Linked DNA regions of Homo sapiens: region 2 is linked to region 1. The links are chromatin loops, found by intact Hi-C in ENCODE. Cell type or tissue: gastrocnemius medialis. All regions are shown on one strand. Links, peaks and the distances in the headings refer to the core of each region. The heading gives the core; the rest is flanking DNA.

Evidence for each region. Peaks named below come from ENCODE experiments on the same cell type or tissue, not always from the same donor. Only the 100,000 strongest peaks of a DNase experiment are listed, where the experiment ranks them.
Region 2: a loop joins it to region 1, with 4 times the contacts of the local background. A loop is called at or near these places in 11 of 110 quality-filtered maps.

What each region holds. Positions count from the first base shown.
Region 1 is chr19:49,807,132-49,811,357 of GRCh38, forward strand. FUZ (fuzzy planar cell polarity protein) reads right to left here. Exons shown (of 11, transcript NM_025129.5): 6 at 2,247-2,444; 7 at 2,032-2,127; 8 at 1,586-1,692; 9 at 1,443-1,507; 10 at 1,283-1,357; 11 at 1-243. The coding sequence ends at 20. LOC105372435 (a long non-coding RNA gene) reads left to right here and starts at 1,789. Exons shown (of 2, transcript NR_187900.1): 1 at 1,789-1,895; 2 at 2,182-2,695. RefSeq lists an enhancer at 1,916-2,015 and a silencer at 2,196-2,365. In gastrocnemius medialis, for the core only: a CTCF peak has its summit at 2,350 (motif pointing left); DNase peaks (open chromatin) are centred at 273, 1,790, 2,280, 2,780 and 2 weaker places; H3K4me3 peaks cover 1,446 bases; H3K27ac peaks cover 2,970 bases.
Region 2 is chr19:49,715,655-49,720,155 of GRCh38, forward strand. It overlaps the pseudogene RPS9P4. Among named protein-coding and RNA genes, the nearest start is that of CPT1C, 27 kb to the left of the region's middle. RefSeq lists a cis regulatory region at 1,764-2,299. In gastrocnemius medialis, for the core only: a CTCF peak has its summit at 1,987 (motif pointing right); a DNase peak (open chromatin) is centred at 2,037; H3K4me3 peaks cover 1,200 bases; H3K27ac peaks cover 819 bases.

The sequences.
Region 1 (4,226 bases), core at 227-4,226:
ATCACCCACTGCTAGGTAGTCAAAGAAGTGGGGTGAGGGCATGCAGAGTGTGGGTGGCCAGGCTTCGCAGCCCATGGGTGGGACTCTGGGGAGACAGCAGCAGCAGCAGCCGCCGAAGCCCCAGCTGCAAGGCCACCAGACGCACTCCTGTGCCTGGTTCCTCAGTCCCCAACACCAGGTAGCAAGCTCTGGGCAGCTGGGCCTGGTAGACCTCATCTTCTGTCTTCTCTGGTGGCCCTGGCTCTGGAGAAAGAACAGGGGGCACTGACATGACAAGTAGCATGCTAACCTTTGCAAGCCACACCACATCCTGATCCCAAGTTCTGAACGCGTGGGGTCTCTGAACACAGGTTTTGGGAGCCTCCTGCCAGGGGAGGGCCTCGGGGCTCTAGCTGGCTGTCAGCAACTTGAAGACCACAATGATGTCACTCAGCTCACCCTCTTCCTCTTTCTCAGCCTTGGCCCCCATTTTCCTGGAGAAACTGTGCAGCTGCAGGTGATCCTCTTAGCAATACACATGGCGAACACGGCAGCAACACAGGAGCTCCTGTAGCCTTTTCCAGGAGCCCACCCGCCCCACTGTACAAGGCGGGTGGAGGGAAACAGGCAGGGGCCAGTGGGAGGTGGAGTCGCACAGCTAAGAAGGGGTGCAGCCCCCGAGTTGGAGCTCTTGACCACTGTGCTGCATTCATCCGGGCTTCACTGGGGTCACAGCGCCATCCCAGGTCCCTTTCTTTGTCTTTCTGGGCCCTTAAGGGTTCTACGACAATTTTTCCGTTCTAACCCAGAATCTTGTGAAATCCTCCTCCATACCCTCAGCCTATCAGCAAAGCCTGTGCTTTTGGCAGTTGTGCAGAGCGCTGGACTGTGTGGATATGGGAGCAAGATCCCCTGTGTTCAAATATGGCTCTGCCACTCATGAGCTGAGCCTCAGTTTCCTCATCTGTAATATGGGAATGATGAGGTAATGGGATAGTCCTCACCTGTGAGGATGAAGTGATTTCATTCTTTCATTACGTGTAAAGGCACTGGGAAGAGGTGAGGTCTCAGTGTTAACTATTGTTGACTATGATCCAGGAGATTCTGAAGCCAGGCGGGGACCTCCCTTCCCCTCCCTTCCCATCTGCATCAATGCTCAGATCTCAAGGAAAACCACTGCCCTATGGCCCAGTGCATACTGGGTTCCTCCGGATCCTCCAACCCCACCTCCTACTCCCATTTTGTGCGACCTGGGACTCAGTGTCCCCGCCTGCGCAGTGGGAGCACTGTGCCTTCCGCTGACCTGGTGGGAAGTGCGTGGAGGTGACCAGGGTATAGAAGTTTCGGAGGAGGCGCCGGCGCTGTTCTGGTGAAGGCTCTGCTGGGAGGAAAAGGCGGTGATGCAGAGCGCCTCCCCGGCCCACGCCCCTCCTACCCCTGCCCCTGCCCCTGTCCTCAGTCACCTTTATCCCCCAAGGGCTCCACGGTGAAGAGGCAGCGCTTCAGTTCCAGGTGGAGGAGCAGCAGCCTGTGGGAAAGGGAAGGGAATGTCATGGCTGGGGAAGAGGACATGACCCCCGACCCACTCCCTCCATCCGAGCCCTACCCGAGGATGTCTGTGTGAAGGGGGAAGCCACTGGGCAGCGCCCGGGGTCCCAACGGCAGACAGGCCCGCAACGGGTCCAGCAGTGGCTGCCACCAGCGCTCCAGAAGCTGCAGGGGGCGTGGTCATTGTGAGGTCGTCATGGGAAGGCGGGGCCGGCGGGGGAGGTCGGGGGGTGTACAAGGATAGGGGCGTGGTCAATCGGGAGGGGCGGGGCCTGCAAGAAGAGTGGAGGGCGGAGGGCAGAAGGGACTGGGGAAGGGGCGAGGCCTGGAAGAATAGAGGCAGAGGCGGGAGCGGCCGATCTTGGCGGGTAGGTGAATGACTGGAGCGCAGTCCAGAAGAGGCGGGGCTGGGGAAAGATGCCGCTGGCAGGGCAGGGTGGTGGGGAAGGGCCCTCCTGGTAGCGGGTGTCCTAAGAGCGAAAGCGGGACGTGGCGCGGGTTCACCTGTGGATACAACTGGCTGAGGGGTGGGCTCGGCCCGCAGAGTAGACACAGCTCCAGGCTCGGCAGCAGAGTCAGGGTCAGGAGCCGGTGTGGGACCTGAAGCAGGGCACAGGCTGGGGCTCATCGCGGCCCGGCCCCTTTCCATCGCAGATCCCGCCTCCTCGCGACTCGGCCCCCAGGTCACATCCCTCCGTCGGTGCCCGCCACCCACTCACCGTGGGGCTCCCGTGCGGCAGGTACACCGGGTAGTCGCGAGCGGTCTGCGGCGGCAGGGACCCCACCAGCCAGGGGAGCAGCACGGCCTCGGGCGTCCCCAGCCGCCACCAACCCTCTGTTGCTGCCACCACCCGGCCGGACACCACCAGACTGACGAAGGTCGTGCCCGCGGCCTCAGCGAACCCGGAGAGGGCTTCCTGGGTACGGGAGGCAGGAGGACTGGGAGTCAGCAGACAAGCGTAGGGGGTGGCAGCGACTTCCCAGATGGGCAGGGAATGGGGAGAAACCCACAGCCAGCCCCGAGCTCGCGCAGTGGCCATGCTCCTACGTCTCACCCTCTCTGAGCCTGAGTTCCTTCACTTTCATACGAAGTCACATCCCCAACTCACACTGTGAAGTCTGTGAAATCTGATTAAACATCTAGCCTGGGCGGGCAAACTGAAGCTAATAATGTAACCGCAGCAGCTACCGTTCATCCAGGCCTGTTACATGCCGAGTAGGCACCATTAGCAACGTAGAGAAGCCAAGTCACCTGCTGAGAGTCACATGCCTGGGAGGCCGCCACACCAGGCAAGTCCACAAGAGCAGTATTTAAGTAGAGGTAGCTAGAGATCTGAGAGGCAGGAGGAAGAACATGCACTGAGGTTGGAAACTTGTTGGGATCTCAGGACTGTGAGGTAGCTGGGTGGAAGTAGACTGTGGATTTAGCAACAGGTTAGGGGGTGCCAGGTGCCACAGGCCTTCAAACACCAGGCTGAGGAGCTGGGACCTTGTCCTGGGGGAGGTGGAGGCTGCCGGAGGGCTGTGAGCAGGAAAGGGGCAGAGCCAGCTCTGGATATAGTAGGGTTCTTCTGGTGGCCGGGTGTGATGGCTCACACCTGTCATCCCAGCACTATGGGAGGCTGAGGCGGGAGGACTGCTTGAGCCCAGGAGTTCGAGACCAGCCCGGGCAACTTAATGGAAACCCATCCCCAACCCTAGTCCATCTCTTAAAAAAAAAAATAGCTGAATGTCAGCCGGGCGCGGTGGCTCATGCCTGTAATCCCAGCACTTTGGGAGGCTGAGGCGGGTGGATCACGAGGTCAGGCGTTCAAGACCAGCCTGGCCAACATAGTGAAACCCTGTCTCTACTAAAAATACAAAAAATTAGCTGGGCCAGGCGTGGTGACCAGCGCTTATAATCCTAGCTACTCGGGAGGTTGAGGCAGGGGAATCGTTTGAACCCAGGAGGCAGAGGTTGCAGTGAGCCAAGATTGCGCCATTGCACTCCAGCCCCTGTGACAGTGTAAGACTCTGTCTCAAAAAAAAAAAAAAAAAAAAAATAGCTGAATGTGGTGGCACAGTGCCTATAGTGTCAGCTACTGGGGAGGCTGAGATGAGAGGATCACTTGAATCCAGGAGTTCAAGGCTGCAGTGAGCTATGACTGAGCCACTGTGCTCTAGCCTGGATGACAGAGCAAGACCCTGTCTCAGAAAAGAAAGAAAGATGGCCCAGGCGCAGTGGCTCACGCCTGTCATCCCAGCACTGTGGGAGGCCAAGGCAGGTGGATCACCTGAGGTAAGAAGTTCGAGACCAGCTTGGCCAACATGGTGAAACCCTGTCTCTACTAAAAATACAAAAAATTAGCCGGGCGTAGTGGTGGGCGCCTGTAATCCCAGCTGCTCGGGAAGCTGAGGCAGGAGAATTACTTGAACCCGGGAGGCGCAGGCTGCAGTGAGCCGAGATGGTGCCATTGTACTCCAGCCTGGGCAACAAGAGTGAAACTACGTCTCAAATAAAAAGAGAGAAAGAAAAGAAAAAAGAAAAGAAAGAGAAAGAAAAGAAAAAAAAAAAAGAAAAAAGATTCTTCTGGGACCAGGTGGGGATAGGACTGGAAGCTGAGAGGATAGGAGGAGGTTGGGACAATGGTCCAGAAGAAAGAGGATGAGGACTGAGCCAGGGCCAGCAGAACAGGTGTAAGAGTTTCCATAGCATCCCC
Region 2 (4,501 bases), core at 294-4,293, 91 kb before region 1:
TGGATCACCTGAGGTCAGGAGTTTGAGATCAGTCTGACCAACATGGAGAAACCACATCTCTACTAAAAATACAAAATTAGCTGGGCATGGTGGTGCATGCCTGTAATCCCAGCTACTCAGGAGGCTGAGGCAGGAGAACTGCTTGAACCCGGGAGGCAGAGGTTGTGGTGAGCCGGGATCGCGCCATTGCACTCCAGCCTGGGCAACAAGAGTGAAACCCCGTCTCAAAAAAAAAAAAAAAATAGTGATTAGGTCACAAAAGACATTGTGGCTTTCTTTTGGCCGGGCATGGTGGCTCACACCTGTAATCCCAGCACTTTAGGAGGCTGAGGCGAGCTGATCACGAAGTCAAGAGATCGAGACCATCCTGACCAACATGGTGAAACCCTGTATCTACTAAAAATGCAAAAATTAGCTGGGTGTGGTGGCATGTGCCTGTAGTCCCAGCTACTCAGGAGGCTGAGGCAGGAGAATCGCTTGAACCCGGGATGCGGAGGTTGCAGTGAGCTGAGATTGCACCAGTGCATTCCAGCCTGGCAACAGAACAAGGCTGTGTCTCAAAACAAAACAAAAAACAAAACAAAACAACACAAGACATTGTGGCTTCCTTCTTGCTCTGTTTCTCAATCACTTGCTCTGGGGGAAGCCAGCCACCATGTCATGAGGACACTCAAGCTGCCCATGAAGAGGCCCACGTGGTAAAGAACTGAGACCTCCTGCCAACAGCCAGTGAGGCACACATGAGTGAGCCATCTTGGAAGCAGATCCTCCAGTCCCAGTCAAGCCTTCAGATGACTGTCACCCGGCTGACAGCTTAACCACAACTTCATGAGGGACACGGAGCCAGAACCACCTTAGCTAAGCTACTTTTGATTTCCTGACTTTTAACAACTATGTGAGATAATAAATGTTTGTTAATTCAAGTTGCTATACTTTGGGGTAACTTTTTTTTTTACACAGGAATAAAGAATACAAACTGCAAACACCTCAGCCTCAACCCTCATATTCTTTTTTGAAATTTGCTTTTATTTTTATTTATTTTTTTGAGACGGAGTTTTGTTCTCGTTGCCCAGGCTGGAGTGCAATTGCACAGTCTCGGCTCACCACAAGCTCCACCTACCCCGGTTCAAGAGATTTTCCTGCCTCAGCCTCTCAAGTTAGCTAGGATTACAGGCAGGCACCACCATGCCCGGTTAATTTTGTATTTTTAGTAGAGACGGGGTTTCTCCATGTTGGTCGGGCTGGTCTAGAACTCCTGACCTCATGTGATCTGCCCGCCTCGGCCTCCCAAAGTGCTGGGATTACAGGCTTGAGCCACCGTGCCCCGCCTGTTTGAGACCGAGTTTCACTCTGTCACCCAGGCTGGAGTGCAGTGGTGCAATCTCGGCTCACTGCAACCTCCTCTTCCCAGGCCCAAATGATTCTTGTGCCTCAGTCTCCCGAGTAGCTGGGATTACAGGCGTGAGCCACTGCACCTGACCAAGAAATTTATTTTTGGTTGGAATACTGCCTGGCGCAATCTCGGCTCACTGCAAGCTCCGCCTCCCGGGTTCACGCCATTCTCCTGCCTCAGCCTCCCGAGTAGCTGGGACTACAGGCGCCCGCCACTACACCCGGCTAATTTTTTTGTATTTTTAGTAGAGACGGGGTTTCACCATGTTAGCCAGGATGGTCTCGATCTCCTGACCTCGTGATCCACCCGCCTCAGCCTCCTAAAGTGCTGGGATTACAGGCGTGAGCCACCGCGCCCGGCCACGACTTTTTTTTTTTGCAAGTAGTCTTTCAAAAATATATTTGGTCCTCAGGGGTACAGAATTGGATTAATCATAATTGCTGGTCCTTGGCACATACTATTATTATGTGTACCACTTCTTAAGCTATTATCTCTTGGCTTCAAATCTATTTCCCAGCACTGGGCTTTGGGTAACTGGGAATGGGACTCTGAAAACCCCACTTTCACTTTGCCAAGTGGTGTGTTAGCCTCTGCCAATAGGGGGTGCCAGACTGACCGTAGAGCCTGAAGGAGGAAAAGGGTTCTTGCTCCTTCCTGTTTGCTCTCTGCTTACTTCCCGTTGGTTTCCTGTTCTCATCTGCGTCAGCAAAGCTTCTTCACCCTGTCCAAGGCAGTTCTTTCCTGTAGCAGCAGCTAAATCCAATTTGCAGTTTTTCCAAACTTGCACATCCTCAGAGATGCCAGACCATTTGGGGATGCCAGACCAGCACCCCTGCCTGAGAAAATTCCAGTCTCGGGCCGGGTGCGGTAGCTCACGCCTGTAATTCCAGCTCTTTGGGAGGCTGAGGCGGGTCAATCACGAGGTCAGAAGATCGAGGCCATCCTGGCTAACACGGTGAAATCCTGTCCCTACTAAAAATACAAAAAATAAGCCGGGCATAGTGGCGGGCACCTGTAGTCCCAGCTACTCGGGAGGCTGAGGCAGGGCAATGGCATGAACCCGGGAGGCTGAGCTTGTAATGAGCCAAGATCACGCCACTGCACTCTAGACTGGGTGACAGAGCGAGACTCCGTCTCAAAAAAAAAAAAAAAAGAAAGAAAATTCCAGTCTCTAGTGATCCTCCTCTGAGCTCAGAAACACCAGCACCATCTGAGCAGTGCCTCCTCTTCAGAGCCTCAGTTTTTTTTTTTTTTTGAGACAGAGTCTCACTCTGTAGCCCAGGCTGGAGTGCAATGGCGTGATCTTGGCTCACTGCAAACTCCATCTCGCGGGTTCAAGTGATTCTCTTGCCTCAGCCTCCCGAGTAATGGATTGCAGACGTGCGTAACCACGCCCAGCTAATTTTTGTATTTTTAGTAGAGACAGGTTTTCCCCGTGTTGGCCATGCTGGTCTTGAACTCCCAACCTCAGGTGATCCACCCGCCTTGGCCTCCCAAAGTGCTGGAATTACAGGCGTGAGCCACTGGGCCCAGCCCAGAGGCTCAGTTTTATGTCCACTGGCTCCTGATCCAAATGTATAGTTTTTAATAACTCTAACCTTTGTCTTTGTTTTTCATACCCTAGTGAGATAGGAATTTGGCAAGACTGGTTTCCAAGACAACAGGACACAAGACCTCACTCATAAGACAGAAAACAGCAAAAGAAACTGGCTAAAACCAGCTAGAACCAAGAGGACAATGAAAGGGACCTCTGGGGCCGGGCCCGGTGCCTCATGCCTGTAATCCCTGCACCTAGGGAGGCCGAGGCGGGTGAATTACCTGAGGTCAGGAGTTCGAGACCAGCCTGACCAACACGGAGAAACCCTGTCTCTACTCAAAATACAAAATTAGCCCGGCGTGGTGGTGCCTGCCTGTAATCCCAGCTACCTGGGAGGCTGAGGCAGGAGAATTTCTTGAACCCGGGAGGCAGAGGTTGTGGTGAGCCAAGATCGCGCCATTGCACTCCAGCCTGGGCAACAAGAGCCAAACTCCATCTCAAAAAACAACAACAACTAAAAAGGAAGTGACGTCTGGTTACTTTCACTGCTCATTATATGCTAATTGTAATGCATTAACATGCTAAAAACACTGCCACCAGCACCATGACAGTTTACAAATGCCATGGCCATGCTGAAAAGTTACCCTGTGTGGTCTGGACGGGGTGAAAGCCCAGGTTCTGGGAACTCCCTGCCTCTTATCTAGAAAACCCATGTGTAATTCACCTTTTATTTAGCATATATTCAACAACTAACCATTAAAATAACCAACCAACGATCCTCAGAGCTACTCTGCCTATGAGGTTGCTACTCTTACTTTCCTTTCTTTCTTTTTTTTTCCAATTGTAAAGTGCTGATCCTGTTTATTTGGCAGGAAAACGAGACAATCCAGCAGCCCAGGAGGGACAGGTGGACTTAATCCTCCTCCTCGTCGTCTCCAGCCCCACCCTCACCCTGGCCCTTCTTGGCGTTCTTCCTCTTCACGCGGCCGGGGCGGCCACCCCATAGGGAGAGCGCAGAGACAAGTCGATGCGCTTCTGGGAATCCAGGCGGACAATGAAGGACGGGATGTTCGCCACCTGATTGCGGACCCTGACACGGCGCTGGCGGATCAGTACGCCAGCGTGGTGGATGGACTTGGCCAAGCCCAGCTTGAAGACCTGGGTCTGTAGGCGTCTCTCTAAGAAATCCTCTATCTTCAGGCCCAGGATGTAATCCAGCTTCGTCTTGCCCTCATCCAGCACCCCAATGCGGAGCAGCCGCCGCAGCAGGACGTTGCCTTCAAACAGACGCCGTGGGTCCTTCTCATCAAGCGTCAGCAGTTCCCGGGCGGCCTTGCGGATGTTGGCCAAGGTAAATTTGACCCTCTAGACCTCACGTTTGTTCCGGAACCCATACTCGCCGATCAGCTTCAGCTCTTGGTCGAGACGAGATTTCTCGAAGGGTCTCCGCGGGGTCACATAAGTTTTGTGACAAACCCAGCTCCGGGCCACTGGCATGTTGGCTCCGCTTCCCCGTCTGCGCCTGAGTGCAGGACCCGTTCACTGAGAAAGAGCTCCTTTCTTTTTCTTTT